Regions from separate parts of the Mus musculus genome. Here region 2 is linked to region 1. The links are chromatin loops, found by intact Hi-C in ENCODE. Cell type or tissue: heart. All regions are shown on one strand.

Evidence for each region. Peaks named below come from ENCODE experiments on the same cell type or tissue, not always from the same donor. Only the 100,000 strongest peaks of a DNase experiment are listed, where the experiment ranks them.
Region 2: a loop joins it to region 1, with 2.9 times the contacts of the local background. A loop is called at or near these places in 4 of 42 quality-filtered maps.

What each region holds. Positions count from the first base shown.
Region 1 is chr8:25,990,754-25,998,753 of GRCm38, reverse strand. Pomk (protein-O-mannose kinase) reads left to right here and starts at 4,633. Exons shown (of 5, transcript NM_029037.4): 1 at 4,633-4,667. It overlaps Fnta (farnesyltransferase, CAAX box, alpha), which reads left to right. Exons shown (of 9, transcript NM_008033.4): 9 at 1-66. It overlaps Gm31402 (a long non-coding RNA gene), which reads right to left and starts at 5,460. Exons shown (of 2, transcript XR_378826.3): 1 at 5,191-5,460; 2 at 525-2,342. In heart, a CTCF peak has its summit at 4,601 (motif pointing right); DNase peaks (open chromatin) are centred at 4,273, 4,613 and 5,853; H3K4me3 peaks cover 1,295 bases; H3K27ac peaks cover 1,351 bases.
Region 2 is chr8:25,271,815-25,279,814 of GRCm38, reverse strand. It overlaps Gm39145 (a long non-coding RNA gene), which reads right to left. Exons shown (of 3, transcript XR_001778746.1): 2 at 5,232-5,374; 3 at 257-314. Among named protein-coding and RNA genes, the nearest start is that of Gm39145, 4.8 kb to the right of the region's middle. In heart, CTCF peaks have their summits at 2,492 (motif pointing left) and 4,604 (motif pointing left); DNase peaks (open chromatin) are centred at 2,504, 3,634, 3,814, 4,604 and 1 weaker place; H3K4me3 peaks cover 1,066 bases; H3K27ac peaks cover 2,009 bases.

The DNA of each region.
Region 1 (8,000 bases):
TATGGGAGGGAAATGTGAATTTATTAAAAATGGAAATTGGTCCTGTTTTTCTTGTCAGCAACAAAATGGACTCAAGATAATTTAAACTGAATTTAATCAGCATAGATAGCTCACAGTCATTGCCTCATCTTCTGAAGTCTATCCCACATCCACGCTATGCCATAGCAACAAGTTGCTGCTGCCTGTACCAGAGCTGGGAAACTGCGGCGTGAGGAGTTGGAACGCACGGTTCCCTATGCCAGCTCTAGGTTGCCACCTTCTATGGAAGCACACTTGCGATGTACTGGCCGACCAGAGGCTCTGAAATGTAGTCCCTTGATTTCTGGCCTCTACCAGTCACTTGAGACTAGAGTGGGGTTAGAAAGGAGTCTGAGTGCCTCAGAGTAGTGTGTTAGCCGCAGCAGCAGTCCATAGGGATTTCAGTGTTAGGACACCAAACCGCAGCTGAGGAGATCCCTGTGAAGACTTGAATAAGCCTCTTCTCCACATAAAGTTGGGAAGTAACTTTTAGTAGAGAAAATACATTTAAGTCACTTTTAACATTTTATTTTTGTTTTTACATCTTATGTCAGTGTTTGTCACTTGTAGATCTCCCAAATCTCTAGTTCTATATTTGAAAATAGCATTTTTATTTTATTTTTTTTTTTAGCAGCATTGAAGTAGAAACAACAAAACACAGCCTAGTAGTCAACTGTAGTGGTGTACGCCTCCAAGGAGGCAGAGTCAAGTGTATCTTTGTGAGTTTATGACCAGCCTGGTCTACATTTCAGAGTCCGGGTCCTCTAGGCCACATAGGAAGACTTTGTCTCAAAAAAACAAAACCCGCCAGTCTAAGAACATTTATCCTCAGAAATTGCTGTCAGCGACTTACCTTTGTTTCTAGGGCCCAGCATGGTAGCACATAGCTAGGATCCCTGCACGCAGAGGTTTACAAGTTCAGTGGCGGTCTGGGCGACCAAGTGAGATTCTGCCTTGACCAAAACAAGCAGGCATGGCGATATGTGCTATAATTCCCATGCTCCAGAGGCTACTGGGTAGCCAGACCCTGCCTTCAGAGATGCTTCTGTTAGTCTGTCCTCAGGCTGCTCCGCACCCTCTGCTCTGCCATCACTTCTGTGTTTGTCCCTCAGATCCACCATAAGAACAGTGTGTGCCCACAACAGCTCAGCCATTTCCGCCCCTTTGAGATACTTTGTACTTTAAGGTTTGTTTCAAGAGTTTGCATGTCCTTCAGCATTATTTTGGTCATGAGCAGAACCCTCGTCATTAGCATAGTTCTCGAAGTGTCCTGTGTGGTTGGAATCAGGTGTGTGATGTCCAGGTCAATCGGCCTCCGAGTGCTGAGATTAAAGGCAAGTCCCAGCACACCCTACACACAGAACATTTCGTTTTCACGGAGAGCCCATGTCAGTTCTCTGGCCAGAGACCCAGATTCCAGTTTGACAGTCAAGAACCTGCGCAGCAATCTACAGAAATGCACAGCGCCGAGAAGTAGGGATTGGGTGCTCAACCCGACGTGAGGCATCTGACTCAGGAGGAGGAGGCAGGATGGATGTAAGAGCCAGAGGACAGGGCGAGGAGGAGCGAGTGCCGGTGGGATGCTGGCTGTGAACGGGGTGGGCCACAGCTGTTGTGCTCAGAAACTCAGAGCCACTGTGATTACCTGCAAAGCATTGAGCCAGCTGAAACTCCAGCATAGCCTGGGGAAGTGCTTTCTCCCCTAACCCCTTACCAAGAAAAGACTGCCACTCGATCACTGGATCGAGAATCCTTTCTGAAGGTGAAGCCATTGGTAGGTTTCCTATGCTCAGATGGCCTCTCTAGGTGTGTACACACCTGTACGTGCATGTGCACACTCATACCCGCTGGCTGTTTCTGATACTAGAACAAGGGACTTGTGTGCGGAAAAACAAAGGCAGGACTGCTGTGAAGCAGCTGAGGACTCACACAGAATCTCTACAGAATCCTGCTGGCCCTGAAGGTTCCATATAGGGGCAGCCCCAGTAGGAGCAGCACCAAGGGGAGGGCGGGGAGACATGGAGGTGGGAAGGGGACATGTTGGGAAGAGAGTGTAGAAGGGAAATGGGGGAGGATTTGACCTTAATTCATTCCCTAAGAATAAGAAAAAAATAATAATTTTAAAAACACACACAGACAAGAATCTGCCTACGTCCACAATCGTGCTATAGCAATGAAGCAGGTTGGGCCTGGGGAGGGAGGCAGGGCGAGCTGGTTTGGGCTTCCTCAGAGTCCATTTCCACTGGGTAGAAAGGAAGGCTTTACTGTGTTCTGGTCCTGCAGTTTTTGGTTGGCAGTCACATATGCTACTGTGGTGCAGGTGGCTGGGAATAAATAAGGAAAAGGCAGAAGTGAGAACAGGGATAGAACAACACAGAAATGAGGGTTTCCTCTACTTCCTGACTTAGGAGTCTTCTTTGCTGCTCCGTGGTTAACTAGAGGACTTCCAGGTTTTAGCCGTACTGAATTTAGGTCAGGGGAGAACAGAGCAGACATCCCCTGACCAGATCCATGCTGCTCCAAATGCCAGTCTTCCTTGACCACACAAATAGCTCTACCCTTAATTTTGCTTGGATTTTGAAGCTGTGCTTTATGGAAGTTTCCCATCTTTCTCGGAAGTCCCCTCCCCATCTTTTGTTGAAATCACTGTTTTATTGGCTTCCGGGGTGTGAGGATAGCATGGGCTCCTGGAGTCGATCCAGGTGCCACAACATTAAAAACATTTTTAAAGCATGGGATTGTTTCCCACCCTTAGCCATTGTCTTAGTTAACTTTCACCTTGTAATCAAATTCTCTGACAAAAGCAACTTGTTACTTTGTTTCATTATGCCAAGGGCACACAGGCTATCATTTCAAGACGGATACAGCAGCAGACAGTGAGTGATTTGATGGCTGCCCCATGGGAGATTGGCACTCAGACCCAGGAAACAGAGCGTGAACAGGAAGTAAGGCCTGTTAAGGAATCGCATCCTCTAACAGGGCTCCACTTCCAAAGCAGCCTGCCCCGCAGAGGACCACGTGGACCTATGCGGGATGCTTAGCATCAAAAGCACTACATCCATGTGCCATGAATAGCTCTTCATGTCAGGATGCATCATCACAGCATCACCTAATGTCACGTTTATTTGGTGTGTGTGTGTCCATGCGTGTGCATTTGGAGATCTAAGGATGACATGGTGAGAATCCTTCTCCCCTCCCCTAGGAGGGGTCCTAGGAAACTGAACTTAGATGGTCAGGCTTGGTGGCAAGCACGCTGACCTGCTGGCCATCTCTGTGGCCCCCTGCAGCATCATCACTTATTATAGCAAACTCTATATAACACACCTCCTGATTTTAGTCCTTTTGTAACAGGTTGCTTTGGAATTTATTTTATGTGGCTGGGTGTTCTGCGTGCTTATATGTCTGAGCACCACGTGTGTGCAGTGCCCTCAGAGGGCAGAAGCGGAGGAGGTCTAATCCTCTAGAACTCAGTTACAGGTGGTTGTGAGCTGCCAAGTGGATGCCAGGAACCCAGGTTCTCTGGAAGAGCAACCAATGCTCTTACCTACTGAGGGGGTCTCTCCAGCCCGTATCTGAGTCATTTTTAAGTGTTTATTTCAGTGGCATCCAATATATTCACATTATTTTACAACCATTACCTCCATCATCACCAGAAGTTTTAAAGCTTCACAAACTGAAACTATTCATTAAACAGTGTTCTTAATGGTGTTTTTTATATAATGCCTATAATTTATTTCTGAAATACTTGCTGTTATACATCCAGGTATATTTTCTACTATAAATAGCCCTGGTGCTGGAGAGATGGCCCCACAGAACCTGAGTTTAGTTCATATAGCATTGGTATCTGGGGGACCACAATTACCAGCAAGTCTATCTATCACTCCTGGCCTTTGAGTTCTCTGGCACACCACACACAAACGCATTTGTCAGTCTGAGAAGCAAAAGTTGCTTACAGGGATTCTTTGAAGGGAGTTTTGTCGGTTCCTCTAGTGCTTCCTAGATCAAGATTCTGGGTTCTTTAGCATGCTTAGAGTTTGGATAATAAACATAGATGGTTTTTGTTTTTACCCACACACTGTATGTTTTGATTTCAAATCTGGAAAATAAATCAGTTTAGAAGTAGATGATATGTCTGATTTTCCATTTCCCAACCTTACCCCTCCCATTTCACTTCCAGTACTAATACTAGTGTAGCACGCTGAGACCTTCCAGCCTTCGCATGACTTGAGGTTTGGCCCTGAAATCTGTGACGCGCAGCTTGGCGTCTCAGGCCAAAGCTCCAAAGTCACATAGTTTTCAAAGCCAGAGGCATTATCAGTGCACTGAGCCTCACTCTGCGATTTGCTCGTGTTGCTTTTCTGAGGATCACTCTTTGGCAGCCACCGCTTTGCAGAGAGTGTAGAGCTGTAGATCAGGAAGCAGCCCCTCTGAGGTCCCCAGTCCCAGGCTCAACCTTGCTGTTGCAGCCTGGCCTTCACCAGTTTGGCTAGAGGAAATGAGGACCAGGGTATGGATGACCGCGCCTACGCTGGCGCGGGCGTCCACTGTAAGGCAAGAGGCGGCCACCAGGAGGCAGCCTCACGCTCGTCTCCGACCGCTTCCGGCCGCGCAGGCGTCCTGGAATGCGAGCCGGATTTGGTGGTCGCCAGGTAGGCTCCGGGGCGTAGTGAAGCGGGACAGGGTTCTGTGGGGCCTTTCCAAGCCTGACCCTCCTGAGCCCCCGGACCCAATCCCAAAGTGGATCCTCTCATGGGGATCATGAAAACTAAACCGGGTACTGGTGCTGGCTCCTCCCGTGCTTACCGCGCACCCCTCCTCCGGGTGCACCATGCATTCCCTTTGGATGCTCACCACGCAACCCCTCTCCCGGTATCCATGGTATCCCAGTACCATGCACCGGGAGCTGCTATTGAACCATGTGAGCGGAGGCTGTCCGCCATGCTCTCGCTTTCTCTCCCCCTCTTTGTTAAAAACCAGTTTTAGACCTTTAGTAAATTTGATGCCCCCCGCCCCCACCTTCGCCTGTCCAAACTAAATAACATCCAGACTGTTTAAATAGTTATCGGGAAATGAAATTTAGTCTGAATTGGGTGACACCAGCTCCTTCTCGAATTGTGTAAAATATTCTGCATATTGGCAATTCATTTAGTTGACTTATTTCCCTTGACTAACCTAAGCAGTCGACATACAGCAGCTGGTCCTTTTTCACCGTTATCAAATAGCCTTGGTGTTTAAACAGTGCCGGAAGTTCCCGCTCTGCCGACCACACATACTCACTTCTTTAAGCTCTGGGCTGCCTGGGCGGTCCACAAGAAACAGGTGTGTTAATCGATTGCCAAGCAAAGAGGGTTCCGCATAGATCTGATAGTATGGATTCTAAGGCTGGAGAGATGGCTAGTGGCTAACAGCACTCGTTGCAGAGGACCTGGGTTCAATTCCCTAATAGCTCCCCACTGTCCATAATTTCCGTTTCAGGGAATCCAGCACTGTATTCTGACCTCCCTCGGCACCAGGCACACATAGCACATATTGTACAGTGTGCATGCAAGCGAACACTCCTGTGTATAAAATAAGTAGATTGAAAAATATGAATTCTGGGTTCCTGCAGCATTTTGTCAGTGTTGCTGGCCTTTCTTGCTATGGTCAGCTTTTAAAGGGGAAGGATTTTCTTGGGCTCAGCCGTGGGATTCTTTGCTTATGGCCTGTGGTCATTATGCTCGTCGTGGCGGGAGAGAGCGGTGGAAGAGAAAATTGAAGAGGGGAAGACCATGATGGGAGAGGTCATCTTACTTCCTGGCATCCTGGAAGCACAGAGACACAGGCTGAGGGCCCAGTGTCTCCTTCTAGGTCACGTGTTACTGACAGAAGCTTCCTTGTAGCAGACTCTGCCTCCTCGAGGTTCTGCTGCTGTCTGGTAGTGCCAACAGCTGGAGACCAAGTCTTTAATGAATGGGCCTTTGGAGGATGCTCACCCAGACCATAGGGGACTGAACATGCATATATGGTACTGGAGTATGAGTAGTGGGTGAGAATTTTTTTTTTTTTTTTAAGATTGTAAGTACACTGTAGCTGTTTCAGACACACCAGAAGAGGGAGTCAGATCTCATTACAGATGGTTGTGAGCCACCATGTGGTTACTGGGATTTGAACTCAGGACCTTCGGAAGAGCAATCAGTGCTCTTAACCGCTGAGCCACCTCTCCAGCCCCCAATAAAGACAGTTTCTGTGTGCTGCCACAAATCCCTTGCAAAAACCCTGGAAAGGGGCTGACAATTTTACATTCAAAAGTGTGTGTGCCTATGTGCGTGTTTCACACGTGTGTCATGGTGTACATGTGGAGGTCAGAGTGCAACATGGGTGTGGCTCTTGGCCTCCTGCCTTGTTTGAGACGGTGTCACTTTGTGGTGTCCCGCCATGTGTCTGGCTAGCTGGTCCAGCAGCTTTTCGACTATCCGCCACCAGTGGGATTACAGTACATCTGGCTTCTTTGGGATTCTGGGGTCCTCACTACCCATTGAGCAATCTGCCCAGTCTGCCTTGTGTTGTTTTCTTGGGGAGCATCCTTTCCTTCCTAAAACGGTATGAGCTCTAGGCTGCATGAAGCTTGCATTCACCCAGTGGCCAGGTAAGATGAGGGGGAGGTTAGGTTGAGACTTGACACTGGGAAGATGTAACCATGGTGTTGGTGTGGCGACACCGGGTGCAAGAAGAAATGGGTGGATGAGAGGCGTTACAGGTCGGATCCCACAGAGAACTGAAGAAGAGACGCGGGGGGGGGGGGGGGCGTGAGGAGTTGGTACATTCAAGTCCCTGCTGTTCGAGGCACTGCAGACAGTGGGAAACCAAACAGAACAGGAGACAGACATCAAGGAGCACATAATCTAGAAGGGAAAGGCCTACACAGCTCCCAAAGGGTTTCTTTGAACACCTAGGAGTAGATGGGGGCTGGAGTGTGGCCCATAGCATGCATGCGTGCGTGTAGAGAGGTAAGCCAGCCAAGACTGGGTTCCAGGAGTTTATGTTCCCGTTGGTATTCTCCAGGGCACCGCATCGTAGAATATGCTAAGCACAACTATCTACATCCCTAGTCACTCAGGACTCATCCATGCATGTCTTAGTCAGGGTTTCTATTCCTGCACAAACATCATGACCAAGAAGCAGTTGGGGAGGAAAGGGTTTATTCAGCTTACATTTCCACATTGCTGTTCATCACTGAAAGAAGTTAGGACTGGAACTCAAGCAGGTCAGAGAGCAGGAGCTGATGCAGAGGCCATGGAGGGATGTTCTTTACTGGCTTGCTTCCCCTGGCTTGCTCAGCCTGCTCTCTTATAGAACCCAAGATTACCAGCCCAGAGATGGTCCCACCCACAAGGGGCCTTTCCCCCTTGATCACTAATTGAGAAAATGCCTTATAGTTGGATCTCATGGAGGCATTTCCTCACCTGAAGCTCCTTTCTCTGTGATAACTCCAGCTGTGTCAAGTTGACACATGAAACCAGCCAGTAGAACGCATTTAGACGTGTGTGTTCCTCGGGACACAGTGGGACTATTGAATGCTTGTATTTCCCGGCCAGGAGGATGTGAGGGTGGGATTAAATCTGTGGTTTGGAAGGATCAGGCTCTGTGACCGAGACTGTGGCTCAAATTGTTCAAATTGTGTGTTTCACACCTGGGTGGTTGTGAATGTTTATAATCCCAGCACATAGGAGACATGGGAGGCAAGACGTATGTATAGTTGCTCTTTCTATACCATGAGGCTGGGGCGAGGGGGGGGTGGGAATTAATTCACTAATGGTCCTAGAGTCAGTCGCAACTAATGAAGTACAATAGATGCATCTCTAAAATACATTGTGGTGGGTGGGCTGGCAAAATGGCTCAGTGGAGATTGGGGCTTGCTGTCAAACCCAGTAACTTGAGTTCAGCCCTCAGGACCCACATAGTAGGAGAGAACTGGTTCCTACAAACTGTTTTCTGACCTCCAC
Region 2 (8,000 bases), 720 kb after region 1:
CTCACATGAGCCCCAGACTGTCGGTAATCAGGGTATGAATCTGGGCTCATCGGTTGTCACAAACATACCACGCTGGTGGGGATGAGGGCAGCCTGGGAACACAGAGCATGTGGGAAATCCCTGCAGGGCTTCTTAGTTCTGCTCTGAACCTTAAAGAGGTTCTTGGGAAACAAAAGAAGAAGAAAGAAGGCAGGGAGGATGTTAGAGGAAAGAAGGAAGGAAAAGACTCCAGGACCGACAAGATGGCTTACCCGTATAAAGGCACTTGCCACCCAAGTCCAGACTGACAGTCATCGCTCGAACCCAGGAACTACCTAAAGGTGGGAGGAGTACAAACTATGGAGTTGTCCTCTGCCTTCCATACACTAACAACAATAATAAATAGTAATAATTAATTAAGATTTTTTTAAAGCCAGCCAGAATTGTGAATGATGCCCAACTCAGTCCATTCTTTTCCTGGCTCATGATACGTTAACACACTTGTATTCTTTGAGTTCTACTAAAATTTTCTTCCCAAAGACATGTCAGGAGAAACTGGGACAAGCCTTGAAATGGAAGATGAAATGGGAGGCTATTTTGATGTGCTGGACGTGTCCCTCCCTCTCCATCATTTATTTCCTGAGCTGATTTTCAACCCTGTGAGTTTCTGGTACCTGAGAGTAACACAAACTGTTGTTTCCCATACCCCAACTCTGTCCGGTGGAGGGACGTCCAGCCTTCCAACACCTAACTTGGCATGATATATTCACTTGGTGATGGACCTCAAGAGGTGTGGTGCTTTCAGTTGTCCTCCGACTCAGTCATCATATTGTACTGTTTTTCTCATAAATTGATGCATTAAATAAAACCTCTGGCAGATGGTCCTGTTACATCTGTATAAGAATCATGAATTACCTTTTTAAAAAACATATCCTGCGAGCTGAGGGCGTGTCCCAGTGACACAGCACTTGGTGAGCATAAATGAGGAGCTGGGTTTCCACCCCAGCACTGAGACAGACAGACAGACCCAGACAGACAGGCCCTTTAACACATACTTTCACATTATATTCTTTCTTTTCACCCATCTAACTCTGTTCATTGTTTAGGTCCCAGCTCTGATGTCACTTAGAGAGGTCATCTCAAATCTACAAGTCCTTCCTGACTCCTTCTCTTACTGATCTGTGACTCGGAAGCACTTAGTATATAGTTCATGATCTGTGTTTTGTGTGCTTCTGGGAATCAAACTGCCTGGCAATTATATTTTCTTCTTTGTATTTTTCTTTCCTCCTTTCTGAATGTTTTAAGAATTGGTCTTGTTGTGTAGCCCATGCTGGCTTCAGATTCATGCCACTTCTGCCTGTCTCACAAGTGCTGGCATTACAGGCTCCTGCCACCATACTCTGCTTATAATATTTTTCATTTGATATATTTTCTATAAGGAATAGGTATACATTTGTAATGCTTAAGTGGTATCTTTAATCATTACTTTCAAAAAGAATAGAAAGACCAAAAAGAACAGCAGTATTCTCGTTGTATATTGGTTGCCTCTTGCATCTCCATGGAAGCCCCCCTCTCCCAAAATCTAGCCTACCCAGATTGCTCCCCACATAAACTCCTATTGCAAATTGCAGTTATATTCACTTCGATGCAATCATCCTTACTGCAGAATTCAGTAACAAGATAATGTGTATGTGCATGTGTGCATGTGCATGTGTCTGTGTGTGTGTCTGTGTGTGTGTCTGTGTGTGTGTGCATGTGTGTATTACAGCTCCTACTCAAAAGAGTTTATGGTGTGGTGGGTGATAGAAAGTGGAAAGGCAGAAGCAATGTGTGCAGCTCAGTGTGTGCTTAGAATAAATAAGGCTGTGCGTTCCATCCCCAGCACCAAACAAACACAGAAGTACTAGGAGATACCATCAAACCAAGTGCCATAACTTTATACAAAGGTTCAGCTTTGAGGAAGGGATGATTTCATGCCCTGTTGTGATTTCAGCTTTGCCTGTTTAGACATCTTTCAAATTAGGCTACAACAGTGTAGCTGCACAGAACGGATAACCCCACCTTGCCTGCTTTAACATGTTACACTATGTCAGTTGCAGCCTAGATAGATGACAAACATTCCCAGTAATGGGGTTACTTCCCGCCCAGGCCAATGAGGGGGGCCAATGGGAAGAATTAGTTTATCTGGGACAGGAGAGTTTGCCTGGGGCATTCTCTTATCTTAGCATAGTGTGCCTGTTCCCACTATGTAAGTGTTCTCATTGTCTAATCCTCGTGTTTGGTTTCTAGACCCCCGGGATGGCTTATGAGAAATGAAGAAGCAACTCAAAGGCTGGATTAAAGATGCCTGTGTCCATTCAACGGCTCCTTCCTACAAGCTGGGTTCTTATGGGAACCCAGAGTACAGACAGCAACAGTGCTTCTAGAAGGTGAGTCTTCGCTTAGCTAGAAGCCTTAGGCCAGGTGTCTAGTCAACATCTGACTCTTTGCTCTGACTGCTAGAGCGCCACCTGTTGGAAAGCCTTGCTCCTGCAGCATCTCTAGCGGAGGGGGTCAGGCCAGAGCTGAGCTGATACATTGTAGCTTCCTAAAGAGCTGAGCTGATACCTTGTAGCTTCCCACCCGCAGACACCAGAGTCCTCTCCCACCTGTCCAGGAAAAAGCTGCCACTGTGTCCGGTTGAGAGCTTTCCCTGGGAACATCACCCAGCCGTTTCTATGCATAGGCTTGTTATGGCAGTCTAACCAGGAACAGAATCAAGTGGACCAGAGGAATCGACCTGGGAGAGGAAGCCACTTCGAATCATAATGGTCTATGTGTTGCATTCCCAGGTGTGCTTAGAACCTGTCCTAAAAATGTCTTTTTGTCCTTCCGACTTGAGAACTATTGCACTATCCTCCTGCATCCTTTGTTGTTGAAAGCTCCTGCCCAATCTGAGTTTCCTTGTGAAGAGAGACTCCACTAGACCTCTTTCTTGGGCGCACGCTGTTTCTCTATCTTCTCCCTAAGAATTCAAAAATCATTGTACCATTCCACCTGTTTCTTTATTTCCTCCCTCCCTCCTTACATTTTTGTAACTGAGGATGGAACCCAGGACCACAGCATGCTAAACCATGCTCTATCATGGTGTTGCACCCCCCCAGTCTCCTGCCTCCTTAGTTGTCTATGATGCTGACTTAGGTAAGACTCCATCCTAGGCAGGATGGACCGGGAGAAACCACACTGAGTCAACACTGGCTGATGACTGAGGATATAAAGTTTCTCAGAAGCTGGTGTGGCGACGTAGTAGGAGTCTCAGTACCCATACTACAAATCAGCCCTGAAAACAGCAGAAGCAGCCAAGTGCCAGGGCTGGAATGCTAGGCAACTGAGCTCTCTGCTCCCAGTGAGGCCTCTCAGGCCACTCTAGGACAATGCAAAAGATTGTCATGCGTTCTTTGCAACTTGGCTGAGATGGTTTTCACGCAGGCCTGTGGGCCATATTGTTCTTCCTCTCTTGGCAGATCTTTGGCACCCACTCTCCTCTCTGGCTGCCGGCAGGCCTCCCTGTAGCTGTGCTTTGGCCTGATTAATGGAGTCCAGCTTTCCCCCCAAGGTGCCTGGGCAGTGGGGGTTAAGTCATGCTAGAAGCCCTAATTGCCTGGTCACTTTTATTTTGGGAGGGGTGTGTGTGTGTGTAGACTTCCTGTTTACGGCGCTTTCCTACACAAAGCAAGGCAGACACATGATGTTTTAAGAGTTTCTTCATTCAAGGAGAGCCAAGAAACAAAACCGGAGTCTGCTAAGAAAACAATAGAGGCCGTGGCTACAGAGCATTCTGGCTCTGGGAAACGACTGGGTCCCCTTTGCGGGGGTGGCTGCCACCACTCTGCTGTACGTGATGACTGCCAGTTATTAAGCCTGTCTGGCTGAGGGGGAAGCCAATGAAGAAAACAACAATAAAAGGGAGATAAATGGCTCCTGAGAAATAGGAACTATGCAGGCTGGGGGGGGTGGAGTGGGGGGTGGAGCCCCTGCACTGGTTTAGAGTTTATAGCCAGGAGGATAAACACCACATAATTCTCAAACGATCACCATTTGGAGATGATAAAACAAATAAGAGAAAAAAAAATTCCCTGGAAGAAAAGTTTACAGGACAGAAATCGTGATATCCTGTGTAGAACATTCACGAATTCTGTCTTGGGTCTGGGGTATGCTCAGAAATAGCCTTCCAGCTTGGTTTCCGAGTTTTTGAGGGCCACAAGAGTCTCCCTTACATCACTGGACGACGGATCTCCACCCATCCTAGCGTTGAAGGAGAGGCGGGGTGAGCCCTGGCACGTCCTTGTCGGGGTGCAGGGCGAGGCTGCTGTGCTCCTCCGAAAAGGATCCCCTCCTCATCTAAGTCCAAAACGCCGACCGCGCAGAGGCTGAAAAGGTCTCAACTTCCTGAAAGATGCTAAAGCAAAGAGTCCTCAACTGTCCAGAAACACGGAACTTATGGGATCTACGGAACTGGTATCCCAATCTTGATGTGGCTGGAATGTCCCCGGTGCTTTTGAAACCCTGTGCTTGGGCCAGAGGTCACTCCCGTCCTCTGAATCCATTTGCCAACAGCTTAGACGCAGGCAGCCGGCGCCCTCTTGAGGAAGAAATGCGTGCCTGTCCAGCGGGCTGGAATGCTAAGGCGGTCGCTAGGTCCTGTGGGCCTCCTCTGCACCCCAGCACGCCTAAGGGGAAAACCCAGGCTTTTCTTGGAAGAGTCTGTTTTCAGTTCCAGCTGGTCTACTGGCTCCCAGTGACTAATGAGGCACCTCTGCATCAGTGGTCCTCGGGACCTCTCGAGGGAGTAGGCAGTGAGCAAGCACAAAGGCCTGGGTCATTTGCAGCCCTGAAATGTTATGGTCACGAGTGTCTGATCATTGCCAAAAGGCTCCTAACACCCTGTGAATATGGCAGAAAGTGTGGCGGGTAAAGAAAGGTAGGAGCGAGCGGTGCATAATACACACTGGCACGTCTACAGTAGCTCCTGCCTGTGGTCCTGACACCTCGTGCTGGGAGCCAGAAGGGTCTCTAGTTTGAGATCCTGCTTCAAAACAAACCCTAATGAGATACAGGGTGGGCTGACTGTTTTAAACCACACAGAAAGCCACAGGATACAGACAATTGGGGGTGGGGAGGTGGGCATCATTCTCAGGTGTTCTGAGTAGGCTCGGAAGGTCTGGCAGCAAAGAAGTCCTTGGCGAGAGGAGAGGCTGACCTTACTGAGTTACCTTTGGCCAAGGCCATAGAGGCCACACCCTGGGCCGTGGGATTCGGAGGCTCACAGGCATCGGTGTTTACTCATCTTGTTCAGACTCCAGGCAGATGCTTCTCTACCACCTCATCCGCATGCGTCACTGTTGTGGGTTGTGGTCTGCCAAAGTTGAGACAAACACAGGGTCACATGGCTGACGCGCTTGGGTAAGAGGACAAACAGATTAATGCACCCAGGGCTCCTTCTCAGATAACATCTATGCAGTGGGCTGAACAAAGGGTGATGTCCTGGAGTTCTGGCCATCCTCCCTGTTCACGCTCCGCAGATGCCCAGGGGTTAAAGGAGTATCTGCAGCCACGTACACAGAATGAGGAACGTTTTGAAACAATTTGTAACCGGTCGAATACTTGAAACACGTCAATCCTTTATCTTCTCGGCCATCTGGAACTGGGTAATGGTGGTCTATGCAGACGTTTGGTCCAGGCACTGGGGAGGCAGAGGCAAGATGTCTGAGCTTGAGGCTAGCCTGGTCTACAAAGTAGGTTCCAGTACTACACAGAGAAACTCTGTCTCGAAAAACTAAAACCAAAACTAAAGCCAAACCAAAACCAACCAAACAACCAAACAGCCCCCCAAGAGCCAGATGGTTACAGAACACTAAAGCTGAGGACATTAAGGGATGTAGCTTAAATTAGTATATATGTAGCATAAATGAGGCCCAGGTTCAATTCTTAGGAAAAACAAACAAGCAAACAACAAAAACACAAAAGAACTGTTTTATAGGGCTGGAGAGATGGCTCAGAGGTTAAGAGCACTCACTGACTGCTGCTCTTCCAAAGTCCAGAGTTCAATTCCCAGCAACCACATGGTGGCTCACAACCATCTGTAATGTAATCCAATGCACTCGTCTGGTGTGTCTGAAGACAGCTACAGTATACTCATATAAATAAAATAAATAAATCCCCTTTTTTAAAAAAGGAACTGTTTTATATAATTTAGTTGAATCCTCAAGTTTTAAAATATAATTTAGTTGAATTTTCAAATTGTTTTTTCAAATAATCATTATAAAAATTCACACCACACATTGAATATGAATTTATGTAATTATAAATAATTTTGAAAGGGATTCGGATTGGTTTGTAGAGTGCTGAGAGGGCCTGGCTTTGCTGATGCACCACTTGAATCTGGAGGCAGCCCATGAAGAGTCTAAATGTTGGTCTGGAGAGGACTGGCTGCTCCTGCAGAGGACCTGGGTCCAGCACCCAGCACCCAGCACCCAGCACCCAGCACCCATATGGTGGCCAACTCTCTATAACTCCAGATCTAAAAGCTTTGATGTCCTCTTCTAGCCCCTGTGGTCATCAGGTGCACATGTTGTACACAGGATTACATGTAGACAAAACACATATATCTATAAAATTAAAATAAATAAAGATTTTTTAATCACAAAAAATAAATAATATTGAACACTTGAATAAAGTAACTTCTTTTGAAAACATACATAAAAACCATTTTAACTTCTAATTTACAGTTGTTATATTTTAAGTAATAATATGCTTAAGTTCTGTACACGTTGAGACAATAGCATTTAAAACCCTTCCTTATAGCTCACCTTAATAGAACGTAAATTACTTGATGGTGACCATAGTCGTGATTTTTCTTAATTGAAAGTATCTCTGTACAATAAATGTATACTTTGTTATAAATAATGCATGTCTCTGTTTAAGTTCCTATTCAAGTTTCACTAACAAAAACCCAGAACACTCAGACATGCACAGTAATAATTGGATTCAGTTGTTCTATTTTGCTCACATGTGTTGAGCACAGGCTTTTCAGTTTTGTCATTAGGAAGAATTTGTCATGGTTAGGAACAGAGGACATATTTTATGTAACAGTTTTTTAGTGTCTTTTTGTTGTTTGCTTGAGTTCCTGGAGACGTGCGTGGTATATATGACCAATCTGTACCATTGGTTAAGGTCCCCAAAGACCTGAGAGGAAAAACAAGGATTTCCTTCTTGAAGACAAAGAAGCATCAAGGAACTGGGCGTATTGTGGCAGGCAAGGCTAGAGGGCGTAGGCAAGTCTAGCTGCCATGGGATGTTTGAAGGATCCCACACTAACACTGGGAAGCCATTGGGGTTTAAACTACAGAAGGTGGGTTGTTCTGCTTGCTGTATGACTGAAAGCAGGAACAGAAATTGGGCCCACTGGAGGCCTCTTGCTTTGGCTCTGATGAAATACCAGGTATGATCTGTTTTCTTTGAGGGGTGATGATGAGACTTCGTCTGAGGGAGGAGTTGACAGGGCTCTCGGGTAGATTGAGTGTCTGTGACAGGGAAAGGAAAGCCTGCTTTCTATGCTGTTGGTTCGTGTGGCTGAGTTTGCAGCCATCTCCAGCATCTGTGGCATTGTTTCTAGGACTTCCCCAGAGATGGCCAGACTGCAGATGCTCAGACCAGGGTTGCATCTAGTCTATGCTTATCCCTCCATGTGCTTCAAATCATCTGCACTTAAGGTCCCTAATACAGAGCGAATGCTGAGTCTAATTGTTAGACTGCCTTGTTTAGGAGATTATGACGCACAAAGACCATAACATGATCCATAGAGATGGAAAATGGTCTTACCACCAGCATTTGTTTGGATCCTTATATATGGAACCCATAGATACGAAGGTCCCATAGACAGACAGACAGACATATAGCTATAGATAGATACTTGAAATAGAAATTTGGCTTTGTACAAGCGTGTGAGTTTCTGATAATAGGGGGGAAGTTAATGAGACAGC